7 separate regions of the Homo sapiens genome follow, and all the other regions are linked to region 6. A link is a loop called in an ENCODE intact Hi-C map of the cell type or tissue named here. Cell type or tissue: dorsolateral prefrontal cortex. All regions are shown on one strand.

Region 1 (4,000 bases), 360 kb after region 6:
TCCCTCCACTGTGACGTACATGAGATATACCAGGTTGAAACTTCACTTTCTGTTTTCTTTAAAGAAGTAACAATTTAATAATTTTTAAAATTTACTTTAGTTGCAAATCTTCCTTGTAACTTTCAGCCAGCAGGCACAATTCACAGGCTAAAATTCTTTTAGGGGTTTATTCGCTATCATTTAGCTGACGTATGTGGTTTTTTTCCCCCCTTTTCTTACTCTGTTAACTGTCTTAAGTAAAATCCCTGGTCAAAACATAAATGATAACCATAGACCACAAAAGCTCAAACTAACCTTTAAAATCGTTTCATAATTGTGCAAACTGAGTGACTCTTACCGATAAGCCCTGATGCAATTTGAAGCTCAGTATGCGAATGTGACTATAAAAATTCCGAGGTGCAGTGTGTGTGTGTGTGTGTGTGTGTGTGTGTGTGTGTGTGTGTGTTTTAAAGCCTGAAATCGGATCCGTGATTGAAACCAGAATCTACCAAAAGGAAAGAAACAGAAGTTGAGTCGTGGCTCAGTTCACCCACAGTAAAAAAGTTTCCTAGGGAGTGTATGAAAACTATTTACAAGTGTAGATACAGTGTGTACTCTTATGTCAGAAGGGCCCCGTTTCAGCATCCTTCCAACACTTCATATGGAATTTCAGTATTATTTAATTAATCCTAAACATCCCAAATTCAGTTTTCTTTCGCCAATGAGAATCCCCAGGCAACTCCCCTTTCCGATGCTTGCAACCGCCTGTTTTCCTTCTAAACCCAGCGAGGCAGTGGCTATTTTATATCCTACCTTAAGAAGGAGTTATTTCGTGAAGCTTCTTCAGAATCAAATTTAATTACAGACTTTGGTTACATAAAACAACTACTAATAACCCCTTGTGCTCGGAAGAGGAGGGGCTAGAGAGGACTAGGCTCAGGAATCCTGGCAAGCCTGCGGGCCACAAGCTCCCAGGGCGCACATTTCCCTCCCCAGGGAAGCAGCCGGCGGCTGATACTCACTTCGGCTCATCCTGGGGGCCCTAGCTCACTGCCAGCCGCTGCCTCCTCCCACCCTAGTGCTTAGACGTGCGTTTGCCCAGAGTAATCTGGGCGTGCCCTGAACTTGGCAAAAGGCCGAGATCTGCAAAGAGTCTTGAGGAGGTTCAGGGGTGGAGGGGAGGTTTTGGGGAGTGGGGAAAAAGAGACAACCCCAAATGCGAACTAGGAACATTTTCGCCTAAAAGTCTAGCAGGAATCGAGCCCCTCCGGCCTTAGGAGGGAGGGGTAACCAAAATACACTTCTGGGTTTGATCGTGCAAAGTGGAGAGGGGGCGAACAGGGAGGATCAAGGGTGAAGAAAGAAGACGCGGGGTTACCTGAACAGAGACATATTAATCCAAACAGGTAAAAGTGAGCGGGCTCCGCAATCATTGTCCTCGGGTGGATCCTGTATACAGTCTCATGCCAAGAGGAGGGAGTGGAAATAGGGTCCCCAAATGTATGAAGCCACACACCACACACAAAGGCTTAATATAAGCAACGTGGGTCAATTAGCCAAGAGTTTTCAGGGCAATTACTCGTCGACCTTTCCGGACGCTTGTCAGTATCTCAGAGACTTTTGCAGAGGAAGAATTCCAAGGTTTGTCTTCTCCGGCCCCAGGATTTCCGAGGAGGCTCAGACACTTTCAAGAACCATCCAAAGCGAACAACAAAGAGCCGAGGCAGAAGCGCAGTAGTGCCGTTTCCTGCCTCCACGGTCTTGCGGAGCCTCCCGGCGTGCGCCCCCACAATGTGCGGCCGAGCGCCGCTGCGAGGGCAGGCGCGGCGGCGGCGGCAAAGTTGGGGTGTGAGAGCTGCTGAGGGAGGGCCAAAAAGTGCTTCTCCGTCTCCCGGCGAGCCCAGTCAGCAGCGGGCCACCCGCGGCGGCGGCGATAGCAGCCAAAGTAGAAGCAGCAGCTCCGGAGGAAGGGCTCGGGGTGCCGGGAGTGTGACTGGGTGACTCCGCGCGCAGAGAGCGAGCGAGGGGGCGGTGCGGCGACAGCGGCTGCCTGGGCGGGCCCTTGTTCCCATCACTTGGGGGATGCGGAGGGTACTGGAGACAGCAGCAGGACCGCGGACACTCGCACGTCTTCTGGGCGCCCCCAGCCCCGCGCGGCGCCCAACATCGCCCTCGGCCCCTCGCCCTCTGGGGCGCTCGCAGGCACCCCTAAACTACGCAGAAGCCCAAACTTCCTGGGGGCAGCTGCCTGCACCCCTGGCTCGTGGAAGCTGTAAAGAGGCAGCTCCCGGCTCTCCCCGGGGTGGCAGAGAAGGGCAGAGAGGATGCTGCTGCGGGTGGGAGAGACGGCCGCCGCGGCTCACCCCAGCTCCTCCCGGATCAGCGGCGTCTGAAGTTTCTGCTCTCACGCTGCCTCCTCTCCAGCTCAATTGCTTGTGGGTTTCCCCCACAGTCCCCGCGGCTCCCAGTTCCCTCCCTCTCCTCCCCGGCCCGATAATACTTAAAGGGGCCGCGTGGTCCTTTCCATGCTTCACTCTATTCTCCAGGCGCTGGTCAGGCAAGTTCTGCTCCTCAATATTTCCATCCACAAGCCAGGGGTGCCCAACTGCGCCCTCAGGTGAGAATCCAATTGCTCGGAATCGGAAATCCAGGCGAATGAGAAACTGTCTTGTTTCTCTCGCCACCCCTAGCTCCCCTGCACCTTTCTCCAAATGGAACCTCCCAGCCAAAGACTTCAAAAATCCTCCTGGTCCAACTTAACCTCTTCCTTGCCGCTTCCAGGAATTGGAATAAACTCTCAACTCCACTCTCACTTCTCCCCATTCCCATTTAAAAAAAAAAAATCAATTTTGAGCAACATGGCTTTAGGACAGGAGGTAAACAGAGAACTATCCAGAACATATCAGTAGATGGGCAGTCTCTTACAACCATCCTTTTCTTTTAAGTTGCAGTTGTTGAAGGTCTTGTAGAAAAGATATCCAAATCATAAGGCACAGGGTTGGGCCTTGGGATCATTTCCTCATGTTTCAGTTGAAACTCTCTCTTTCAACTTCATACTCCACACATTAGAAAGCTAACAATGGGGATGTAATTTTAAGAGAGAGAGAAACAAATGCAAAAAACAATCTTGACAAGCCCAGAGTTTGCAGTTAGGAGAAGCTAGTCAGGCATAGGTTTGACACTCAGTATACCCGCCCTGAAATCCCAACCTGCCAGTTATAGCTCTGTGACCAGGTCTGTTTTCTCTTCTCTGTTTCTGTTCTCGAGATATTTTATTGCATTAACAAAAAATACACAAAGCAAAACAAACCTGACACGTCTGAAAGGCATTCATTCATTGAGTCAGTCATTTTTCTTTCTTTCTTTTAAATAGGACACAGTGGCCAGGCGCTGTGGCTCACACCTGTAATCTCAGCACTTTGGGAGGCCCAAGCGGGCGGATCATTTAAGGTCTGGAGTTCGAGACCAGCCTGACCAATATGGTGAAACCCCGTCTCTACTAAAAATTCAAAAATTAGCCGGGCGTGGTGGCGTTCGCCTGTAGCCCCAGCTGCTCGGGAGGCTAAGACAGAAGAATTGCTTGAGCCCAGGAGGCGGAGGTTGCAGTGAGCCGAGATAACTTGCCACTGCACTCCAGCCTGGGCGACAGAGCGAGACTCCGTCTTAAATAAATAAATAAATAAATAAAAAGACACACTATGTGAAATACCTAACATGCCGAATGCTGAATAAATGGCAGAATTAATATCTACAGAGTTGTGTACCATAACTTCAAAAAAAATTATTTGGTGTCTAGCAGTACATGTAAGAAGCTGCTTTCGGTGGTTGCCTCTGGAGGACAGAACTGCGCAATGGATAGGGCAGAGAAGGAGGATTTGCTCTTTTCTACATAGTGTTGTGCTTTTCCATGTCTTTTCAGGTGAGCACATTCATTACCTAATGGAAGATAAAAATTTAAAAGCAAATTGTACATTGATTTTGGTTGCTGCTGGTGCAACCAACGACCTTAGAGCGACATTTT
Region 2 (4,000 bases), 220 kb after region 6:
TGTTTAGTTAAAAATTCAAAATTAAATACAAAGTGTCAGGGAGGAAGTGGGGCAGTGCCTAGGTATTTAAAAGCAGATGAGTTTTCAGGTTGTAACACTCACGTTATCAGTAAGCTCCCTGGACAAATCAAGGCATTTGTCCTTCCAAGGTTTTATTTAATTCAATAGCTTGAGTATAAGAGTTACAGAAATTCCCATGATACTGGTAATTCCCAAAACAATGTTTCTCACTTCAGAAATCTTAAGTGAAGAAATACTTATAATATGAAGTAGTAAGGGTGTTTCAAAAGAATAGGTCTTTGTAAGATTTACAAATTGTAATCTGTTTATATTTCTTACCTCAGGAAAAATAGTACATCATTTACAGTTAAGAAAAGGAAAAAATGCCTGGATTAAACAAGACTTACCTGATAATGTTCTTTCCTTTCTTTCCCTTTGTGGAATAAATATTAAGAATCCCATATTCTATTTTATTTACTTTAAATTCTTTTCCCTCCCAAAAACAGTCTTGGGGGAATATTGAAAACTCACCTCTATATATTAAAGGGTTATGTTTAAGTCTCTAAATCAGTCAGCCTCTCTCTACTTCCTACTTTTCTTTCCTCCTTTGTCTCTCCAAGGGAACTCAGGTAGTTCCGTCAGTCAAAAGGGGATGCATTGTGCCACTGTACTTGGACCTCCCTCTGGAGATATCCAATTTTGTCCTATCTCTTCCTTCGAAAAGAAAATAGATGAGCTGGCTAAACTGTTAGATCTCACTTCTGGATTCTCCACAGAATTCTGTCTATGAATTGAAACCCCAGCTGAAACAACATCAAAAACATGAATTCCAATTTTTTTTTCCAGAGTGATAGTGTATGAACGTGTTTAATTACTTGTCATGTGCTTGCGACCAAGTAAACCTCTTCTTACCTATGAGTAAATAAAAAATACGAAGCCAATTTTGGAAAATATTCCTACAAAAATTTCTAATATTTGAATCATATAAAGGGCTCAATATAAAATTAAATGATAAAGGAATACTTCTTCAACAACTAATACTTACTATCATGTATATTCCTGAGCGAGGTTAGGAAATTTTTAAAAAATGCTTTCCTGGGAAGAAAAGTTGAAGAGTTAATGAATATTCATTTTCTGTGTTCATCTGTTTCTTTTCACGTGACTTTTATTTGGGCCATAACTTTATGCTGGAAAGTTTACACTTCAATTGTCTCACTGAATATATACAGCAATACTATGACTAATATAGTTACTTTCATTTCAGTTTTACAGCTGAGGAAACAAGGACTTTGGAAATCAAGCAACTTGTCTAAATTTGGATTCAAACTCAATTTGTTTCTGTAACCCATACTCCATTTATCACATACCCCCTTGGAAATTTAAAGAGAGGATTTTTTTTTTAATGATATGTGACTTCAATTACTAACCTTAAAGTATGAGCAACGGGCATAAGCAAAGATTTTTCCATCTTGCATTTTCAAAACAATATATTGAATCAGATTAGGTATTAAAATATACTCAATCACTGTATCAAATTGCAGCACTTCTAAGAAAACGAATTTTAGCCAGTGCAAATATACTTAGCAAGCACATAGTAGGTACTAAATAAATGTTTACTAGGCAACTGCTTATTAAAATACACCTTTATTTCATTAATATGCTGTATTATTTTACACACATAAAACTCCATGTTGTGAAAAATGGTGAGGTAAGATAATTTTTTCTCAAAATTCATAGCCTTTTAATAACTTTTTAAAAGCCAACTTAAAACTAATTTTAAATTATATAAAATGTTACCTCAAAATTTGCATTATAACTTATAATGCAAATGCTAATGTATATAATACTAATACACCGTAATAATACATATATTATAGTTACAATATGAGGTCTTAACAACCAGTACTAGAGAGGCTAAAAATGCAGGGGCAAATAAATCTTTGAAAACTTTATGTCATACACTTTCAAGTATTCATTATATTATGGTTTACTTTTGCTTTATACTAATTATTAGCTCAAAAACATTTATTTAAAAAATTGAACTAGAATTTTAAAATATAAAAAATTTAAACTAACAAGTTAGTCAGTTTTACTATTAGCATCAACCATTATAAGTAATTCTTTTCTATAACAGATCAAAATCTCAGTGAAAATTCATAAACCACAATAGTTGTCTCAAATTATTTATGTTGTCAAAATAACAATAAGACTATTGTTACCTCAATAATAGTTACCTCAAAACAAATACCTCTATTCTATTTATTTATTAGATTCAAATAAATAATCTTATATTCAAATTCAACACCCATCTGTTTCACTTTGAGAATGCACAAATAAATGAATCCAGTAACAAATGAGAGCTTCAACATACATTTAAAGATAGAAATCTGAACATAGATGAGGTGTGTAGAACTGTACTGCAATGTTAAACCAAACTATCATAAATCTACTGAAAAGTCATGGGAAAATTAGAGAATTCCAAAACTTGGAAATGAAATTTTTTATTTTAAAGTTCTGAAAAACAAAATCAGATGAGTCTTCAGTCTGTACACAAATGATCTTGGCACTAATTTCGGACTTCTTATGAAGTGATTCATTTTTAAAATAGATTATAAATGATTAGAAAAGGAAAGGAATAATCACTAACATAAATCATGACACCCATTAGGTTTTCTGGATAGTAGATCAGCAATTGTGATAAAAATCAAATGACATGGAGAAAGACTGAGAGAGACAATTAGTAAGCTTGAGAGCAAAAGCAAACTCAACACAATTAAAATAAAATGAAGAAATAAACCATAAAGTCTGGGATCGTGACATTATATAAATGATATAGATAAAATGTAAATTGAAAAACAATGAAGCCTTATAGTTAGGGTAACCTGGTTTCACTGATTACTAACTTATAAAGCTAGAATAGAAAAAAAAATCAATTGCATGCACTCGGAATAGCTTATGGAAATATTTACAAAACGTCCACCAGTCCAAAAAAGACTGAAGAGAGGGTATGTTGCCAACTGAAAACTATCAGAATTCTGGCCAAGTATCCTGGCAGTCTCCAAACATCAGAACATTCATTCAATTTGGTTTTAGGAAGCAAAACGTTACAGAGAGAAGCATGAAAATCTGTCCCACCTGGAGATTAAAAGCAGAATCAAAGTGAAAAATATCAAGCCCTTACCTGACACATGTTAGGAACTAACAACTAAAAGAAAAAGGAGTTATTAGTAAGTCCTTCACATGTATAATCTGTACAATTTAAAATCTACTTTAGTGTCAGATTTTGTTACCTGAAATCAATCATCATTTGCCAAAAGAACTATATCAGCATAGTAAATATAAATCAGGGCTTACTTAATGAAGATTCACCAATAAAGAATGCAGAATTAGTGTGCAAGACTTATTCACATTATAAGAACAGTAAAATGACTAGAGAACACAAAGTGCCAGGAATAGAAAGGAAAGGTTACTCACAGTTATGTAGTCAAGAAAAAATAATAATCTTCAAGGATGAATGATGTTGTATTTTCAGAACTCAAAACTATTTCCATGTTTTGAAAAGTATCAAGTTGCATAGTAACATATGCAAAATTTTCAAAAGAAAGATAAATTTTATAGCATTCAAAATAGTTCTACAGAGTGTAACCAAACATAAACTAGTGCATGGATTTAGAGACAACTATACTTGAAGAAAGAAAATCTTTAAAAAACTGTATCAACTTAGCCATAATTATATCTTGTTTTTATGAAGACCAATTAACTTGATTATGTGTTGTGCTTATTGAGATTGTCGTATAGTCTATTAATAAGTTCAGAGAAGTTCATCTTAAGGTAGTAAAAAATTTAGTAAAAAATTAGCATTTGGCTTTCAAATATTTTGCTACACACGTAATGCACTGCAATTGATACAACTGATGATTGTTAGAATAATAAATTCAATTGATCCAATGTGAGATAAAGTAAAACCACATAAGAATACATGAAAATTCCACATTTAAAC
Region 3 (4,000 bases), 230 kb after region 6:
GCCTGAGTCTCACTCTATTGCCCAGGCTGGAGTGCAGTGGTGTGATCTTGGCTCACTGCAATCTCCGCCTCCCAGGTTCAAGCAATGATCCTGCCTCAGCCTCCCAAGTAGCTGGGATTACAGGCATACGCCACCACACCAGGCTAATTTTTGTATTTTTAGTAGAGATGGGGTTTCACCATGTTGGCCAGGCCGGTCTTGAACTCCTGACCTCAAATGATCCTCCTGCCTCAGACTCCCAAAGTGCCGAGATTACAAGCATAAGCCACTGTGCTGGGCCATTCCCAATCTTTTCTCTCATCTTCTTCTCTACGGCAGAAGCACTGAGACAAGTCGTTGTGTTTAGTTTCAACAGATTTTTGTTTTATTGGGCATTGGTGCTCAAGGTTTTAATTTTCTAATTTCTGTTGGTAAAAAAAAAAAAGTTATGTAGGTGGCACAGAATTTAGTATACTTGTAAAATGTACTGATATTTCCCCATGACTTCCAAATGCTTCTTTACATCAATAATCACTGACCTGACTACACCTGTTTGTCTTCAACCACATGAGACGCAGATATGTATTATAAACAGGCTCTCACTCTGTTGCCCAGGCTGGAGTGCAGTGGCATGATCAAAACTCACTGAAGCCTCAAACTCCTGGCCTCAGGCAATCCTCCCACCTCAGCCTCCTGAGTAGCTGGGACTACAGGTGCATATCACCATGCCTGGCTAATTTTCTTAATTTTCTGTGGTGACAGGGTCTCAAACTCCTGGCCTCAAGTGATCCTCCCACTTTAGCCTCCCAAAGTGCTGAGATTATAGGCATGAGCTACAGTGCCCTGCTAAACATATGATATTTAAATTATGTACTATTCTACTATACTGTTAATAATTTACTATATAGTATATTTTAAATATAGTATAGTTTTTGTGGGTTTGCTCAAGAGTCCAATATCCATCTAAAGACCTACTTTCTCTCCTATCTGACATCTAAAGTTTTTGAGATTTGTAGAGTTTAGATCTAGAAGAGATTTCAGAGTGTAACACTTTTGAGAATGAGAGGCCTGAAATTCAGAGAATAAAAGGGCCAGCCCAATGTTTCACTGCAAAGCTAGGATGGGGGATTATGCTGCATGTGCAAAATCAGAGAGCCTGATGCAGCCCTCATGTGTGGCCAGAGTGTGCCAGGTAGTTTTGGACTGCAAGTGAACAGTGGGGAGAATGCAGATAAAAGGAAAGGCAAAGGTGAGCTCATAAGGGACTTTTCCTGTGTATTGCTGACACATGGTAGCCACTCAATACATTTTTTAAAAAATGAACAGTTAGATGCCAAGCAAAGGAACATGAATGTTATTATACAGCTAATGAAGAATCACTATAGGATTATAATGAAGAGAATGACAATAACAGACCTGCATCTTAGAAATTAGTTACAGAAGCAATGCAGTGGAAAATGGATTTCTGTGAGATGTTACTAAAAGCAAGAAAGCCAGTTATCAAATAGCAATAGTCCAGGCTGGGTGTGGTGGCTCACGTCTGTAATCCCAGCACTTTGGGAGGCCAAGGTGGGAGGATTGTTTGAGCTCAAGAGTTCAAGACCAGACAGAGCAACATAGTGAGAACTTGTCCTCTGCAAAAAAAATTCTTTAAAAATCAGCGAGGCATGGTGGCACACATCTGTCATCCCAGCTACTCAGGGACTGAGATGGGAGGATTGCCCCTCAAAAAAGAAAGAAAGAAAGAGAGAAAGAGAGAAAGAAAGAGAGAAAGGGAGAAAGAAAGAAAGAGAGAAAGAGAGAAAGAAAGAGAGAAAGAAAGAGAAAGAAAGAAAGAAAGGAAGGAAGGAAGGAAGGAAGGAAGGAAGGAAGGAAGGAAGGAAGGAAGGAAGGAAAGAAAGAAGGAAAGGAAAGGAAGGAAGGAAGGAAAGAAAGGAAAGAAAGAAAGAAAGAAAATTTAATAGTCCAGATAAGATATGATAAATTATTCCTGGATTGAGATAATAACATAAGGAAAAAGAAGAAATAGACTCTCTCTCTCTCTCTCTCTCTTTCTGTGTGTGTGTGTGTGTGTGTGTGTGTATTTCTCTTCTGTATGTTCTCATCATGAAACTCAATTGCATTGCTTTGTACGAAGGCTGCATGTTTAAGTCCCTCCCTTATACCACTCTAACCTGACCTCATCTGTAAGATGTCTTATGAAATAATCTTCACAAAGATCAAATAATATCATTAAGAATTCTGAGCATTCTCACTATGCAGCCATAAAAAAGAAGGAGATCACGTCCTTTGCAGGGACATGGATAGAGGGCTAGAGGCCATTATCCTTAGCAAACTAACACAGGAACAGAAAACCAAATACCACATGTTCTCACTTATAGGTGGAAACTAAATGATGAGAATACATGGACACATAGAGGTAAAAAACACACAGTGGGGTCTCTTGTGGGGTGGAGGGTGGAAGGAGGAAGAGGATCAGGAAAAATAACTAATGGGTACTAGGCTTAATACCTAGATAAAGAAATAATCTGTACAACAAACCCCCATGACATAAGTTTACCTATGTAACAAACCTGCACTTGTAACCCTGAATTTAAAACTAAAAAAAAAAAAAAAAAAAAAAAAAAAAAACTGAGAGTTCTCAAAAATATTTCTCTTGAAATAAAAGTTCCCCAAATTCCATTTGCCAAATAAGAAATTTCCATCTATGCAAGCCAAAGTAGTTATATTGGTAAAGTAATAACAATAACAATAGCAAGAACACTTGACACAGAAATATATATATTTATGTGCCAGGGAATATTCTACATTGTTTTCATGTATTAACTCATTTAATCCTCACAACTATATGAGGTAGATACTATTATTACCCTCACTGTATATTAGTAAATGTGACACAGAGAGGTTTACTCACATGTGTAATAGCAGACACCTACAAAGATTCAAAGACTAGATTTGAACTTCATCAGCCTGACTGTAAATCCTACATGGACTATTTAATTTTAGAAAAATTATGTTCATACAACCCTGCCCATTTTACAGATGAAGAAATGAAGTAAAATGGCATTTTCAAGACCCTACTACTGATAGCAAAATTTTATATATATATATATATATATATATATATATACATACATATATATTTTTTTAAGTAATTAAAGATTCATTTGAAGAATAATATTACCTATACATGAACAAGTTTATATTTTTGTAAAACGTCTTCTAACATTTGATATATGACTTTATCTTTTAGCTTTGTTTATAAAAAAACAACATCAAATAGTTATGTCAAATATTTAACCAGTTATGCTTTTCCTACAATAAAGAGTTAAACATGAGTAATCAAAATTATAGTATTTTAGAATATATATCTTTTAGGAGGAAGAAACAATACGAAAATAAGCTGATTAAAAGAATAATACTTATACTTCGAGGCTTCTTAACTCAATTTCATATATCGCCAACATATTTTATCAGTTTTGTTCATTAAAAAATTGTACTGTGGCCAGGCGCAGTGGCTCACATCTGTAATCCCAGCACTTTGGGAGGCCGAGGCGGGTGGATCCCGAGGTCAGGAGTTTGAGACCAACCTGACCAACGTGGTGAAACCCATCTCTACTAAAAATACAAAAACTACCCAGGTGTGTTGGCGCATGCCTGTAATCCCAGCTACTCAGGTGGCTGAGGCAGGAGAATCACTTGAACCCGGGAGGCAGAGGTTGCAGTGAGCTGAGATCACACCATTGCACTCCAGCCTGGGTGACAGAGTGAGACTCCATCTCAAAGAAAAAAAAAATTGTACTCTGCACTTGTAAATTATGTTACCAGAGTAAAGAAAGAAGATGCCTTTCAAAAAGCGTTCAGTCAATAAATTATTATTACATATACCCATATTTATGAATCTCCAAAACATAATGTGGAATATATGAAGCCCCATTGAAATAATACATATTATATGATTATACTTATACAAAGATAAAAAACCATTAAAACTAATATAACTAATATATGGTGTTAGAAT
Region 4 (4,000 bases), 370 kb after region 6:
ACTGCAGCCTCCACCTCCTGGGTTCAAGCAATTCTCCTGCCTCAGCCTCCCAAGTAGCTGGGATTACAGGCACGCACTGCCACACCCAGCTAATTTTTGTGTTTTTAGTAGAGACGGGGTTTCTCCATGTTGGCCAGGCTAGTCTTGAACTCCTGAACTCAGGTGATCCACCCGCCTCTGCCTCCCAAAGTGCTGGGATTACAGGCGTGAGCCACCATGCCCGGCCCCAATATGTTATTTACCTTCATGCATACTTGAATTCAGTAGGGTAATAAAGGTGATATGTGATGGTAAGGCAGAGTGCACCATTGAATCGGCATGGACACTTAGCTAGATGTAAGCTATTGAGAGTTAATCAAAACATTTATATGGTGATAATTTCTAAATGCTACCCAAGTTTACATGATGAAATGAGAACTAACAAAATTTTGCTTTTGTGTGGATGTGGCTTTGAATGAGTACAGTAAATATAGTCTATTGATATGTTTCAGTGTCTTGTTAGTCATTATTGAATATATATGTGTACTTTGAGATTTCTCCAGGAAAAAAACCACATGAATAACATGTATTATTCCTCTTCCAGTGATCTACAAGATAAAGGAATATCTCAGGCAACTTAAAAGTTAGTTTACTTAAACTTGCTCTTTGGAGCAGGAAAAATAAAATGCTTAGGTGCATATGTAGAATAATAACGAAGCACAATGTTCATTTCTAAAATGTGTAAGTGGGTAAGAATACAAATGTCCATCTCTGTCACTGACTAGCTGGGTGATGGTGGGTAAGTTTCTTAATATCGCTAGCACCTATTCTTTTTATATTAAGTGAAGAGCATAATAGTTCTCCCCTTCTAGGGGTTTTGCAAGGATTGAAACAAGTAATACACATAAAGCGCTTGTAACGGAATTAGCAATCATCAAACATTAATTGATTATTATTATTGTGATTTCATCGTGAAAAAGAAAGCTCAAGATTAAGTTTATAGTTAGTAGTAGAAAACTGAACACTTTTTCAATTAATAAGGGAAGTCATATAAAGATTGTTGCTTAAAAGATTGTTCAGAAAACCATAAACACAATTTATAACACTTCTACATACAGTACTCTTCTAAATAATTCAATTTGATTTTATTTAGGGAGTTTGCAATTAATATAGTATTTTTAAAACCCAATACTCTTAAACAATAGTGAGATGGACACACAGGCTTATATAGGGTATGAAGCCAAAAAAATGAAAAGGACATATTCAATGTATATACTTATGTGTCATGAAATGAGCTTTCTAAATGCTTACCTATTTGTGTGTAGATAAGGCTTAAGAGAGGGAAACAATAGCTTCTAGAATGAAAGAATCATAGTTGTTTAAAGCTAGGAGGTCCAGACATTCCCTGACCTTATAACAACGATATGTATTGAGCAAATTATTTTTTAATACACAATACAGGGTACATAATATCTTCAGAACTAATTTAACATTGAGAGAAAATATTACATTGTTCTTTAAATTAGATTTTTATCAAGATTTTTCTTCCATTGCACATTATACTAAATCCCACATAGTTTTTGAGAAATAGATTTCATTTGTCCATCATAAAATGATTTAAAAATGAAAAATAATATAATAAATTTAACTTAATAAATTAAGTTTAGAATGGGTATACTAATGGATGCTTAAAGTAAGTACCAGTAAACCATTTATTTGCAAAAACTTAAGATGAGAAGTTTTCTTTTAGCTCAGATAATTCACTTACTACCCTTTATGAAATGGCAATAGAATCTCTCTCTATAGAAACTTCTTGAAAAATACAAACATTTGTAGTTTTTGAAATGTTCTCTAAAGATTGGATAACATTTACCACTATGCTATTTCCTAGTTTTTTATTCATGTACCCGTGGACTAATTTCAGATAATGAGTTCACTATAGTCATAATAAATTATCAAAAACATAAATCAAAAACTCAAGGGGTGCACATACACATACACATCCTATTGAAATAGAAGTTGATAGCAGGTCTCTTTAATTTATGTTCTTATCTGTTCATAGCAGAAAATCCCTCCCCTATGAAATGTTTCAATTGGTTGAGGATGTTTAGTACACAATGCTCTATTGCCCTCTGCTGGCTGGAAAATGAGAAATAAAAACTTCTGTTCATTAACTAGATGGGACCTTAGAAAATTAAATATGGAAGATGACACAGCTCAAAATAATAAAACAATATATTAGAGTGGTAGAACATTAAAACATGAATTTTAAAAAATATTCTCACAAATTTCAAAACTCCTAAGATTTTAGTTTTTGTATTAGCTGAAAAGTTGATTATTTTACATAAACCTAAACACTCATTAATTCAAGATAATACAATTACATAATTTTAAAGTGATAATTGCAAGTCTCATAATTGTCCAGGAATTCTGGGGATTTTCCAACAAGATATGTATGGTCCAATTGTTGGCACATTTGTGGAATATTTTTATAATATTATGATGTCTCTAGTGTGTTTATTTCTTTAAAGTAATACTTCTACCTAGTTGAAAGAATATTCTTAGCATTTTTACATAAAATTTAAAGAGTTATTTACCAATTAGAGTGACTTATTTCACATTTTTCATTCTCTGTTGAAGCATTCTTTATATATGATTCACACATCACTGAGGAAAACCAACATTGTTATATAATGGTGTGTAAATTCTTTAATGAAAACAAAAGTGATAATGCCCCAAGGAATACAAAATGCATACAGCAATTAATCCACCTGGTTTGATTTTACCACTACATGCTGCTTTAATGCTTGATTACATTTATTTCAAAAAGATTTCTAAAGAATATCCTTATCATCCAGGGCAGAAGATACAGACTTTATCATTAGGGTGGCCTTGCTGGTTTTTCTAAAATGCACTTGGGTTAAAAGTTTAAAGCAAAGCTGTCATTGTTTTTTCAAAATCTTGACTGGTATTCTGAATTTGTGATTTATTTTATATTTTCAATAGTTCATCTCAGCTACAATATATATTAAAATACTCTGGTCTTCATTTCTCAAAGTGCTTTTTCTGGAGCATTTGTAAAACTCGAGCCATGGTTCTTTGAAATAGGATTTTATCCCACCGGCTCGACCTTCTTATTCTACCCTCAGAACTAGTGTCTATTACAAATCAGGAGCATAATTTTTCACTATGGCTTCCCTGCCAAAACAACTGTCAATCCTTTCAAAAATTTCTGGAGCAAATAGTGCTTTATAATTTACTCTAACTACCTCTGATCTAGATTGTATTCACATCTCAAACTCTCCAAGAATGTATTTTCAGTCAAATCTTTAAATCTCTTGAGGCCTTTGGTTCTCCATAAACAGAGGAAAAAGTTTCATCCTAGAAAATACTATTATTATAACAAAATGATGTAAACATATTTTTTTACTTCCCAATTCACAAGTGAGGTTTAAAAAGATGCCCTTTGCCTTTACAGTTATTCATATTTAATACTCAGAATTTTTTACAGTTTGTATCTTAAGACTCAGGAACATAGAAAAATGAGATTCACAGAGATGAAAAACGTCTCCACATTTACACAGGATGGCCTGTTAGTCAGAAGCCAGGTCTGCCTGACTTCTGGTGCATGGTCTTTTTATGACCCTTTGTAGTCTCTGGGAGTGAAGAACGAAGGAGGGAAACCATTTGTATTAGAATTATAAAGTGATCATGCCCTTTGATATAGTATTTCCAACTCTAGGAAGCTAAGGAAATATTTCATATATAGTAAAAGATGTCTATGGTGGTATTAAAACAACGTGGGAATAAAGAGGATAAAACTAGAAGAGGTCTAAATTTCTAATAAAATAACAAAGAACTTAACAATGGTATGTTATTAAATTGAATATTACAGTCATTAAAAATAATAACTGGGAGCTACTTGAAAACTTATGAGTTGCTTAGGATAAAATTAGCAATCTAAATCTTACATTTTATGTAATTAAAATGGAATACATAAGTTTATAGGTAGTGACAAAAA
Region 5 (4,000 bases), 700 kb after region 6:
GTTAAGAATCAATGTTAACTCTGAAAAATTGTAGTCTTATAACACTAACTCTTTAGTTAATAGACAACTTATTACTGACAAACTATTTTCTTAACTGTCTATCCGTAATCTAAAAGTGAAAGACTGTAGTAAAAGCACAGTGAGATAACATTTTTTTATGTTCAGACTGCAGTATTCATTCATTTATTCAATCTCAAAATGTTTAGTTAGTGACTATTAGATATGATGTATTGTTCTGAGTCATTGAGACAAATTATTAAGAATTTAATTGGAGAGAGCAAATTGCTCTTACATGGGAAATGCTATAATAGATATATGATTAAGGTAGAAATATAGAGGAAAAAATAATTCTGATTGAATGAGAAAGAATTAACCTCAAAAAAAGAATATAGAAACACACAGAAACAAACACACACACACACACACACACACACACACGCACAGAAGCACACATGTACGCAAAAATAATTTCCAAGTAGGGAAACAAAACTTGGAGTAGTCATGAGAGTGGCTGCTATATTATAAAAAGATGAGATGTTCAGTATGGTTGTATGCAATGGCTTTTACTTGTTCAATCCCTCAATCCAAGCGTGTGGACATGGAGGTGCTGGGGATAAACTCAGAGGGCCCTTTTACACCCAGCTAAATAATTTTGATTTATTCTATAGTCAATAGGAAATTAATAGAACTTTTAATCAGAGGGCTATGGTGTTGGTGTGGAGGATGCACAAGAAGCTAGTTTCAGAAGGAACAGATAAGAAGTTATTGCAGGCCAGGCGCAGTGGCTCACGCCTGTAATCCCAGCACTTTGTGAGGCCAAGGAGGGCAGAATGCTTGAGGCCAGGAGTTCAAGACCAGCCTGGCCAACATGGCAAAATCCCATTCCTACTAAAAATACAAAAATTAGCCAGGCATAGTGGTGGGCACCTGTAATCCCAGCTACTCAGGAGGCTGAGGCAGGAGAATCACTTGAACCCGGGAGGTGGAGGTTGCAGTCAGCTGAGACCCCACCATTGCACTCCAGCCTGGGCGACAGAGCGAGACTCTGTCTCACAAAAAAAAAAAAAGTTATTAAGTTATTGTAATAGTTTAGGAAGGGCACTATACTACTGTTGCTGCTGCCACATCTAATACTATTACTGAAACTGCTGCTACTTCTACAACACTATAACAACTGGCCAGTTTATTGAGGACTTGCCAAGTACCAAGAACTCTTTTAAACTTGTCTCATCTACAGTCAGACTTAACGCTAACCACAACCCTATGTGGCAAGGAGAATGAGAAGAAACAGAACTTATTTTCTTCACTGTTTTCAACCTCCTATACTTGGCACTTGATTTCATCAGAATGCCTTTGCTTCCATCATCTTATCTCAATCAACTTCCTCCTGATTCTTCTGCTTCTCTGCCTTCTAAAGGCCTAATTTACCATGCCAACTTCTCTCATACCAGTATCCTTGATTACTTTGTATCCCTATCATTCCACTGGAACTGCCTAGGAGAATTTCAACCCTGTGTCAGTGCTATAGTCCACATTTTTTGCTCTGCAAGTATACAGCTGAGTACCTCTGGATTATATCACTCAAATATGTTGAGTGGCGCAATAACAATTCAAGCACAGCAGGGCTCTCAGCACCACTGGCCAACCTTTTATAGATTTGTCTTGAACTCTGCCTCTTATTTCCTCCTGCGTCTATTTTGACACATTTGCCACAATCTACAAGTCATATACTCCAACAAGTAAGACACCTTTGCAACAGAGTGGAATTACTAAATTTAATCATGTTCCTCCTCTACTTAAAGCTTTTAATAACAGAAAAAATAATAACACGTCAAGCCTAGAGATGTAGATTTGTGGGTCATTAGCATATAAATCTTAGAAACCATGCAAGTGGGCAGAGCATGGTGGCTCACGCCTGTAATCCCAACACTTTGGGAGGCCAAGGTGGGTGGATCACGAGGTCAGGAGTTCAAGACCATCCTGGCCAAGATGGTGAAACCCCACGTCTACTAAGGATACAAAAATTAGCTGGGCATGGTGGCGGGCGCCTGTAATCCCAGGTACTCCGGAGGCTGAGGCAGGAGAATTGCTTGAAGCCAGGAGGTGGAGCTTGCAGTGAGCCGAGATTGTGCCACTGCATTCCAGCCTGGGTAACAGAGCAAGACTCGGTCTCAAAAACAAACAAACAAACAAACAAAAAAAAAACCATGCAAATGAATGAAATCATTGCTTTATTTAAAAAAATACTACTAATTATCAGAGGTTAAATTTTATTTTTGTTATTTTTATTTATAATGCAGCTGTAATAAGTGCAATTTACGGGGCACGGCATGATATTTTGATAAATGTATACATGGTAGAATGATCAAATCAGGGTAACTAACATCCCATCACCCTAAACATGTGTCATTTCTTTGTTTTCAGAATATTCAAAAACCTCTCTTCTAGCTACTTGGAAATATACATTATTGTTAATTCTACTTATCTTACTAGGCAATAGAAAACCAGAACATATTCCTCTTATCTAACTGCAGCTTTGTACCTGTTGACCAATCTGTCACTATTCCTCCCTCCTACCTCCTCTCCCCGTCCTCTGGTAACCACTGTTCTACTCTCTAATTCTATCAGAACAACATTTAGATTCCATATATTTGTAAACGGTGCCCTATTTGTCTTTCTGTGCCTAGCTTATTCCACCGAAAATAATGCCCTCCAGGTTCATCCATGTCGCTGCAAATTACAGGATTTTATTCTTTTTATGACTGAATAGTGTTCCATTATGTATATATACATCACATTTTCTTTATCCATTCACCCATTAATGGACATTTAGGTTGATTCTGTATCTTGGGTATTGTGAAGAGTGCTACAGTAAAGACAGGAGTGCAGAAATATATTCAACATACTGATTTTATTTCCTTTTTGGATGTAGACCTAGTAGTAGAATTGCTGGATCATATAGTATTTCTATTTATAACTTTTTGAGAAAAGTAGTTCATTTTTACGCTTAAAAACTCAAAAATGTAGCTTTTATTCCATATGCTATTCTAAATTATTAACATTTTTGGCCAGAAATGGTGGCTCACACTTGTAATCCCATTATTTTGGGAGGCCGAGGCAGGCAGATCACTTGAAGCCAGAAGTTCCAGACTAGCCTGGCCAACATGGCAAAACTCTTTCTCTAATAAAAATACAAAAATTAGCCAGGTGTGGTGGTGCACACCTGAAATCCCAGCTACTCAGGAGACTGAGGCACAAGAATCATCCAAACCTGGGAGGTGGAGGTTGCAGTGGGCTAAGATACTGCCACTACCCTCCAGCCTGTGTGTCAGAGTGAGACTCTGTCTAAATAAAAGATTAAAATATTACAATTTTTATTTTAACAGAGATGATACACTATTATTTCAGAATAAATGCTAATCAAATCAATCTTTTGACCTCAGAGTTATAGTATTGTAAGGCACAATTCATTAATAGAGTAAGTCTCAACATGTAAATCTAACACCTATTCCAAATATGTAAGATGCTTTGATTACAATACTGACATCCCTCCATTACCATTCACTTCATCTTTGGCATAGAGTCTTTCAACTGTAAATGTATTCTTGGGATCTAATCTTTATCAGGAAGACAAGACTCATAAGGTAACAAAATGTTGACATTTCATTGTTTTTTCCCTTTTATTTATGTCATTGAAGATACCAGTATCTGAATTTGTTTCCACTTCTGCAATCCTGACATTTGCTAGCAAATGTGCTAGTGTGTAGTTTGTATTTCCATTTGTAAAGGAAATCAATGACTGAAAGACATTCGCAGGGCATTCAGGGCAGGTTCATCAGATCAACTAGGAAACTAGAATTTCCCTGAGTTAATGGAATTGTTCAAGTCTCCTTGAGTTGCACTATGGTTTCAAGCCATTTAGTATTTGAAATAATGTCAATGTTCTCTGTTCCTGGGAACTTAAATTCCAGTCAAAGGGAACTGATTTCTTTTGTTGTAT
Region 6 (4,000 bases):
ACACATTATCTGCCAGCTAAATAAGTACCTTGCAGATAGCTGTGTCTATGCAGATCAAGAATAATACTCATTCAACATTTGCATTCTAGGCATGACCCAGATGACCAGATATTGTAAAACAAAAATGAGTAGGAAACGCCAAGCCTCGTACTTCAACAGTTCTCTGGGATCAACCTGCCTGGCATGGGCACTGGAACATCACATTTTACAAGGAGTAGTTGATTGAAAAGGAAGGAGAGCTTCTGAATACTCTAAAGTAGTTTGCACAAATATGATTATTAAAAATAAAACTGCACACAAGGAGTGAGCCTCATCTCAGGATTTTATTCAACCTCTGGTACACTGAACTATATTATCAATGAGAGACAATTTGCCCTCTGCTCTTCTATTTAAATGGGACTATCAGTCCTTCACAGCATACATGAGAACATAAAGAATAGCAATACATATTTGATGTGAAAAAAGCATTCTTCTAATAACAAAGAGTTACCTGATTAACTTGGCTAATAATATTTGTGATACAAAACTATTCTCAAGAAATTGAGATTTTCAAACTATTCTATAATCCTTGTTTTAAATTTCACTAACAGATTCATCAGTGAGTGATCTTCTGCGATGTTTAAGAACTTGGATATGGTGCACGACAATGTTCAAGCTCAGTTTCCATAAGAAAATGATCTATAGAAAAACATGCTCATTATTATTAATTATTATCATTAGAGATGGAGTCTTGCTCTGTGGCTCAGGCTGCAGTGTAGTGGTGCAATCTTGGCTCACTGCAGCCTCCACCTCCCGGGTTCCAGTGATTCTCCTGCCTCAGCCTCCTGAGTAGCTGGGATTAAAGGTGTGCACCACCACACTCAGCTAATTTTTGTATTTTTAGTAGAGACGGGCTTTCACTGTGTTGGCCAGGCCGGCCTGACCTCAGATGATCTGCCTGCCTCGGCCTCTCAAAGTGCTGGGATTACAGGCGTGAGCCACAGCGCCCAACTGACATACTCTATATTCCTTATGATGTTCTCAAGCAATATATACCATTAACTTTAAGTAGACAATTGTCTAAACTCTAATAGGAAGTGAGATTTAAAAGAAATCTAAGCCTAGTCTCTTCCATCATTTATCTTTTTATATTTTCTTTGAAAGTTAATATTATTTTAATATAGTTTCAATACATAACACCAAGAAATGCTCAGACCCTATACCAGGAGCTGACCATTTGGAAATTAAGACTCTTTTGTGATTTTTTTAAAAATCCCATTTACATTATACAGCTGAACCAAAGCCACAAACTGATTTTGTACCAGTCAATCAGGTTCTGAAAGGCATTTTATTATTTTAAATTGACCATGAAGTTACGTGAAATCCACCCTTTTGCATTTCTTCAGGAGAGAAATGAGTTCTGACTCTTAGGGGAAAATGCCTACATTCCACAATTTAGCTTGAGAGCTGAGACATCACCCATTTTAAATCCTTAAAAATCTTCTATAACATTCTATTTTTCTAGACTAACACATAGTATCCTGTCACTCCTCAGTATTGAGACAGCCTTGAAACTCTTAAGAAAACACTTAAAAGTACAGAGACTTTTACCTTTTAATGCCTCAATTATCTAGAAAATCTTACTTGAAATATCTTAAAACATCCACAGTGCACTTATGGCAGTCTTTTAAATACTTTAAAAAATACACTGTTCATATACACAAATTTCATAAAGAGGTTTCTCAATTTGTTTTTAAAAATCTTTTGAAAATAAAATAAACTTAAAATTCTGCTCAGGATACTTGGTTACCGTACAGATTAATTTGCTCCTCAGAAGAACATGTATAGTCTTATTTGGGCCTTAACTAAGGATGCACATCAGAATCGCCAAAAGATTCACCAAGATATATGTGCAAGGGCCCCTGTCAGACCACCTGAATCAGAATTTCAAAATCACTGAATAAACAAGAAAGCGTTTTAAAAATAATTTTACATGTTGCTATTTGGACCAGCAGATGGCGCCAAATATCCATAAACAAATACCAGCCTGCTTTTTCTTTATGAATGGTGGGGGCTGCCCATCAGGACATTAATATATATATATATTATACTCATACCTTATACTCTTGGACCATTCCATTTTGAGTGTCTTCTGGAGGTGGCTGCCAACTAACTAGAATTGCAGTTCCGTTTCCATCATTCTTGGATACAGTTACACCTTGGGGTGGGGCACTGGGTGCTATTAAATTGTTTTAAAAGGTAGGTTATTAGAATGTGCTAGAGAACACTGAAAGCAGGTAATTAATATCAAACCCAATAATAGATGTATTAATACTATATCAATATATGCTTTTTTTTTTTTTTTTTTTTGAGACGGAGGCTCGCTCTGTCATCTAGGCTGTAGTGCTGTGACATGATCTCGGCTCACTGCAACCTCCCCCTCCCGGGTTCAAGCGATTCTCCTGCCTCAGCCCCCTGAGTAGCTGGGATTACAGGCACCCACCACCATGCCCCACTAATTTTTGTATTTTTAATAGAGATGGGGTTTCACCGCCTTGGCCAGGCTGGTCTCGAACTCGTGACTTCAGGTGATCCGCCCGCCTCAGCCTCCTAAAGTGCTGGGGTTACAGGCGTGAGCCACTGTGCCCAGCTGCATATGTTTTAAAGATGTATCTCATCCAAGTCTGAATAGTCCCAAACTACCTAAGTTGTTCCTCACTCAATGCTAATTCACTGCCACGGTGAATTTTCCATAACCAAAGTTAAATACCTTGTTTCCACCAAACATCCCAGGACAATTCCTATTTCTTCTACCGTGTAACTCTAGTCTCATGTTCTCCCCCGAAATGTTCAAAAGTATGAAAATGAATATTAATCATTCATGATAATTACTTATACAGCCAAAGTGACAAAGACATGTTGGGAAAAATCCTGTTGTTAGTTAATGTAATCTTTTACCTTTATGTAAATATTGTTTAATTTCTAGGAATAGGGTGGTCAGCTATAGTGATTTGTCTAGAACTGAGGTGTTTTAAAAGAGATGAGATTTAGGAAGAAAATGCTAATCCCACGAAGTCCTGGGCAAATCAACACATTATTCAAATCATGGATCAAAATAAACAAATAGAAAATGCTGAATGGAAAATAAACCAAACGGAAAACAATTTCATTTTTAAATGTGAATTTTAGTTCTGAATAATTAAATTTCTATATGCCATTAAGTAATATAATGTTCACATTTACACATTTGAGGTAGGCCACTATTGAAGCAAGTCAACTATTATAGCATTTTGCTTTTCTAGTTTTCTAAATAAACAAATACTGTTAGCAAAATGTATGTTCAATATCAAGAAAGTTAGTAATTAATGCCACTATTAACATTATAACAATTTAAATTAAGCTAATAAAATTCTAACAAATATACTGCAATGCATGGAAATCAAACGCTTCATCATACTTGCCTTCTTCCAGGGTTTTGGCAAACTTGATTTCACTATCTGCTCCTTGAAATTCATTAAAAAAAGGGCGAGCCTTAATTTCATAGTTGACTCCCTTTCTGAGATCAGGGATTACCACACTGTTTTTGGCTGGCGTCCTCACTTCAAAAACTAACCAGTCTGATTCTCCGTGGTTGGCTCCAGATGGCCGATAGAGAATTTTATATCCTTGTATATACTGAGACTGTTGATCTACCTATTAAAAAGACAAGTAAAATGTAATTATTCATATTATTGTATTGGTTCATCAGAAAATAATAAAAATTAAACGTTATAAAATGCACAAAATTCTGTCTGGCTTCATCCCACATTCTTACACAAGAAATGTGTAAGAATTAGAAAGGAAAAAATAAAAATCATTATTTGTGGACAACATGAGTGTGCTCATAGAAAATCCAAAAGAATCTTCAGCTAAAACATTCAAATAAGTAGAATACTGAAAAAATTCCACTATCTTTTGATAAAAATTTCGGTGGCATTAACTTCTATGCTTCATGCAGAAATGTGAGGCCTGATGGCAGCTC
Region 7 (4,000 bases), 860 kb after region 6:
CCATAATATCCAATGCCATTTTGAAATGATCTAACATTATCTCAGGATTCTCTCTATATATAGATTTACAAATATTCATAAATAATATTCTCAGTGTTGTACAATTTATATGTTCAAAACACTATATCCAAGTATTTGTCCTATTCAATATTGATTTGACTGAAACCTAGGTTCGTGAACGTGAATATAGTCTTTGGGTTGAAACAACATTTTTCTTGGGTAATATCCCATAAAAAGAATCATAAAATGTTCATGCAACTTTCTAGCTAGTTGGTATGTAGTCATTTTTAAAGGTATTTGGTTGATGTGTTCACATATTCACATCTTTTGCAACTTTGCATCAGTATATTTTACTTCATGAATAAAATATATTTTACTTCATGAATAAAATATACTGGGTCATATATACTGTGCATATATAGCCTGAAATAATTACAAAGCTTTAACAAGGAAAAGGAAGTTTCTGTCCCACACTTGACTTTCAGTCTCCAAGTTTCTTTCCTCCAGTATTAACAGATCCTTCGCTTTCCTTCTAGAAATGATCAATGCATATGAAGAAAAAAAAAGGTTTCCATACCTTAAATTTTTCACTGCAACCGCTTTTGAAACCTGGCAATTGATGATTGAGTTGATAATGTGGTTTACTGTTAGTATAATTAAAATAATTCAAAAATAATTTTAAATAAAGATAACATAAGTTCTACTTGTCAGAAAGCTCAGTACTCCTTCCACTAGATCAAATGCTTTTAAAAATATACAGCCATACTCTCACTTCTTCATTCACAGCTCTCAATTTACCTATATTTATATTTTAAAAATGCATATTTTCACATTTTTGAAAAGGAAGCATATATAATTTCAAAAGAGAATAAAAAGTTATGCAGTGGAAGGTCTCCTATTCACCGCTCTTCCTCTCTACCCCAATTTTCACACAATCCTCCCTACTGCCACACTGATACACAGACTGCCATTATTTTTAGTTACTTTTTAACTTTGCCATAGTCTCTTTGTTTATACACAAACAAACATGGATATATATTCTGATTCCCTTTTTATTACACATAGTATATTATACATATTATTATGTAGTATTTAAAACTTTAATATGTAGAGATCTTTCCAAAGTTGTTTCTAAAAGCTGCATGCTATTTAATTGTATGTGTATCAGAATTAATTAAATCATTGCCTATTGATGGATATGCCAGTTGTGTTTGAGTACAAACAAACAATCTTGAATATATATTAATTCACATGTATTTGAATTTATCTACAGGATAGATTTCTAGAAATGGAAATGATTGACAAAGGTTTTTGTGCATTTTTTACAAGAAAGAAAGATAATGCACTATTGCCTTCCTGTAAGGCAATACCAATTTATACTCCCGTAAGCACATGAGAGTAGGTGTTCCCCACACTCTGGTCAAGAGGATGTGTCATCAGACAAAATGTGTCATTCCAATGAGTGATAAACTGCATCATAGTGTATTACCCTCTCTTTTTACCATACCATAAGACTCTTTCTGTTGAATTCTTTCCCTTAGTGTAAAAATCATGCGCAGTCATTCCTCACCTTAAACAAAAGAAAATATTTTCCTAACCTCCTTTCGATTACTGGTTATCACTCGTTCTCATTTTTATTGACTTCCTCACATCCTGTCACTCCTGGGTTCATTTCAATTTGACTAGTACTCCATTATGCCATAGTTAATGCTTCAAGTTACCAATAACTGAATTTCCAGCGAGTGCTTCTTGTCTGTATCTAACTTGATCTTTCTGGAACAGTCGACACTGACCATCACTCTCTCCCTGCAGAAATTTCCTTGCCGGTGGCCTTTGGGTGTGAGGAGAACTTATTTTTCCTTATTGTTCTCTAAACTCTTGGCTGGCTCTGCATCAATCTCTCTGCTAGGCTCCTTTCAGCCTATTAACCTTTAAATATTAGTAGGTCCTAGGATTTATTCTTGATTCTTTTCTTATTTTAACATTCTTTCTGGTCCACCTCCTTCATATCTGTGACTTTCAAAGTACTAATGTAATAGCACTAAATGGCTCCTAAATCTTTATCTGCAGCCCAGATCATCTTTGTTTACCCTCTGTTCTGGGTATAAGTAACATATAAAGAGAGAGGCAAGAGACTGAAAATATTCTTTTAGAATGTTCTTGTATGGCCCAAGGTAGCTAATTATAGGTGACACTTATTGAATACTTGCTGTGTGGCAGGGGCTAAAGTAATAGTTGTAGACATTTTATTACTCTACTATGAAATAAACTCTGTGGCAGTCTCATTCAAACCTTCAATTGCTGATGGATTAATGAGGGAACAATGATTGAATGAATGAATATGTGGTATTCCAAGAAATAATCATTTAATCCCTTTCAGGAAAAAATCTGGTATTATACTGACATTTTCCAGGGTGTTAGGGTTTATTGACCACGTTGGCTTGGAGAGCCATCTGGTGGTAAGAGAGCGGAAGGAATGTGTGAAGAATCCTGGAGCTTGCATTGCTGTCTGAGTGGCCTTCTAATTTACCTACAATGATTAGGGTCAGAATGATTAGGAGCTGACTAGATTTCATATAAGGTTCTACTCTTACAACCTATTTGGTTTTGAATGTACATTTCTACAAAAGTATGCTAATTTTCCTATAAGTGTATTTAGTTTATCAATAAACTAATACTCAGATATTCTGTCTCTGAGTAGATACTCAGATTTGGGAGAAAAAAATGCATAGGGTAAGGCATGTTAAGAAGAAGAAGGAGAAGGAGGAAAGGAAGGGGAAGGGAAGAAGACAAATATGATGGCCAAGCTTATCTACAACAGGAAATAGAGATGCAATGGCACATGCTGCTCCTACCAGCCTCCCTCCCTCCGTGCTTCTTTTCTTTCCCCTTCTTTCAGTTCTCTCAGGTAGTTTTAGAGTTGCTACTTCCTAAAAGGTCTAGTTTCTCAGTATATATGTGAGCAATAGCTTTAGAATTGTCCGTGAAACAACAGTAAGTTAGAAGACCTAGGAGGATTGCTTTTCAGAATTATGAATGGGGAGAAGGAGTGATAACAGAACATAAACGAAAATGTAAAGCTTTTTCTATATTATGCATAGATAATAAACATTCTCCAAATCTTTTATTATTATTATTATTATTATTTTTAGATGGAATTTTGCTCTTGTTGCCCAGGCTGGAGTGCAATGGTGCGATCTCGGCTCACTGCCTCCCGGGTTCAAGCAATTCTCCTGCCTCAGACTCCCAAGTAGCTGGGATTACAGGTGTATGTCACCACGTCTGGCTAATTCTGTATTTTTTTTTTTTTTAGTAGAGACGGGGTTTCACCATATTGGCCAAGCTGGTCTCGAACTACTGACCTCAAGTGATCCACCCGCCTCAGCCTCCCAAAGTCCTGGGATTACAGGTGTGAGCCATCACGCCTGGCCAAATGGTCTCCAAATCTTGCTGTTTCTTAACAGCATGCATTTGTCATTCATTTTACATGGTGGCCAGTTATTAATAGCTGTTAATCTGCTTTCTTCCTGAATGCTTCTCGTTCCAGAACCCAGGCTGAAGAGAAAGCCCCAATGTCTCCTCAGCCTGGATTCTGGAATGAGCTCCAAGAGCAAGAAGCATGCTATTCTTGTGGTAGAGGGAAGAGATGATAAGATCTTTAAGAAACTCTCAATGGCGCTGAAAATTTCAGCTCAGAACCCATATTGATCTTTTTCTTTCATCTTTTACTGGTCAAAGCATGTCACGTGGCCAAACCTGATATTGATGGAGACAGAAATAGTTCTCACTATAAGAAGTGTGGCCGGGCCTGGTGGCTCACGCCTGTAATCCCAACACTTTGGGAGGCCGAAACGGGTGGATCACGAGGTCAGGAGATCGAGAGCATCCTGGCCAACATGGAGAAACCCCATCTCTACTAAAATACAAAAAATTAGCCGGGCGTGGTGGCGGGCGCCTGTAGTCTCAGCTATTCGAGAGGCTGAGGCAGGAGAATGGCGTG

What was found. A loop is a pair of places that touch in the nucleus more often than their neighbours do. Peaks named below come from ENCODE experiments on the same cell type or tissue, not always from the same donor. Only the 100,000 strongest peaks of a DNase experiment are listed, where the experiment ranks them.
Region 1: it touches region 6 in a loop (6-fold over the local background); 26 of 110 quality-filtered maps call a loop at or near these places.
Region 2: it touches region 6 in a loop (3-fold over the local background); 5 of 110 quality-filtered maps call a loop at or near these places.
Region 3: a loop joins it to region 6, with 2.8 times the contacts of the local background. A loop is called at or near these places in 6 of 110 quality-filtered maps.
Region 4: it touches region 6 in a loop (12-fold over the local background); 95 of 110 quality-filtered maps call a loop at or near these places.
Region 5: a loop joins it to region 6, with 5 times the contacts of the local background. A loop is called at or near these places in 37 of 110 quality-filtered maps.
Region 7: a loop joins it to region 6, with 6 times the contacts of the local background. A loop is called at or near these places in 9 of 110 quality-filtered maps.

What each region holds. Positions count from the first base shown.
Region 1 is chr3:79,017,050-79,021,049 of GRCh38, forward strand. All of the region lies in intron 3 of ROBO1 (roundabout guidance receptor 1), which reads right to left. Among named protein-coding and RNA genes, the nearest start is that of MIR3923, 490 kb to the right of the region's middle. In dorsolateral prefrontal cortex, a CTCF peak has its summit at 1,868; DNase peaks (open chromatin) are centred at 1,012, 1,862 and 2,442; H3K4me3 peaks cover 3,002 bases; H3K27ac peaks cover 3,145 bases.
Region 2 is chr3:78,872,627-78,876,626 of GRCh38, forward strand. The region is part of intron 4 of ROBO1 (roundabout guidance receptor 1); the gene reads right to left. Among named protein-coding and RNA genes, the nearest start is that of MIR3923, 630 kb to the right of the region's middle. RefSeq lists a silencer at 3,273-3,567. In dorsolateral prefrontal cortex, no CTCF peak of the experiment used is centred here; no DNase peak of the experiment used is centred here; H3K4me3 peaks cover 908 bases; H3K27ac peaks cover 3,531 bases.
Region 3 is chr3:78,882,833-78,886,832 of GRCh38, forward strand. The region is part of intron 4 of ROBO1 (roundabout guidance receptor 1); the gene reads right to left. Among named protein-coding and RNA genes, the nearest start is that of MIR3923, 620 kb to the right of the region's middle. In dorsolateral prefrontal cortex, no CTCF peak of the experiment used is centred here; no DNase peak of the experiment used is centred here; H3K27ac peaks cover 248 bases.
Region 4 is chr3:79,030,796-79,034,795 of GRCh38, forward strand. The region is part of intron 3 of ROBO1 (roundabout guidance receptor 1); the gene reads right to left. Among named protein-coding and RNA genes, the nearest start is that of MIR3923, 480 kb to the right of the region's middle. In dorsolateral prefrontal cortex, CTCF peaks have their summits at 2,118 (motif pointing left) and 2,319; no DNase peak of the experiment used is centred here.
Region 5 is chr3:79,352,993-79,356,992 of GRCh38, forward strand. All of the region lies in intron 2 of ROBO1 (roundabout guidance receptor 1), which reads right to left. Among named protein-coding and RNA genes, the nearest start is that of MIR3923, 150 kb to the right of the region's middle. In dorsolateral prefrontal cortex, no CTCF peak of the experiment used is centred here; no DNase peak of the experiment used is centred here.
Region 6 is chr3:78,657,590-78,661,589 of GRCh38, forward strand. ROBO1 (roundabout guidance receptor 1) reads right to left here. Exons shown (of 31, transcript NM_002941.4): 16 at 3,441-3,672; 17 at 2,097-2,218. Among named protein-coding and RNA genes, the nearest start is that of LINC02077, 610 kb to the left of the region's middle. In dorsolateral prefrontal cortex, CTCF peaks have their summits at 1,981 (motif pointing right) and 2,189; a DNase peak (open chromatin) is centred at 2,022; H3K27ac peaks cover 1,366 bases.
Region 7 is chr3:79,515,549-79,519,548 of GRCh38, forward strand. All of the region lies in intron 2 of ROBO1 (roundabout guidance receptor 1), which reads right to left. Among named protein-coding and RNA genes, the nearest start is that of MIR3923, 9.7 kb to the left of the region's middle. In dorsolateral prefrontal cortex, a CTCF peak has its summit at 2,441 (motif pointing left); no DNase peak of the experiment used is centred here.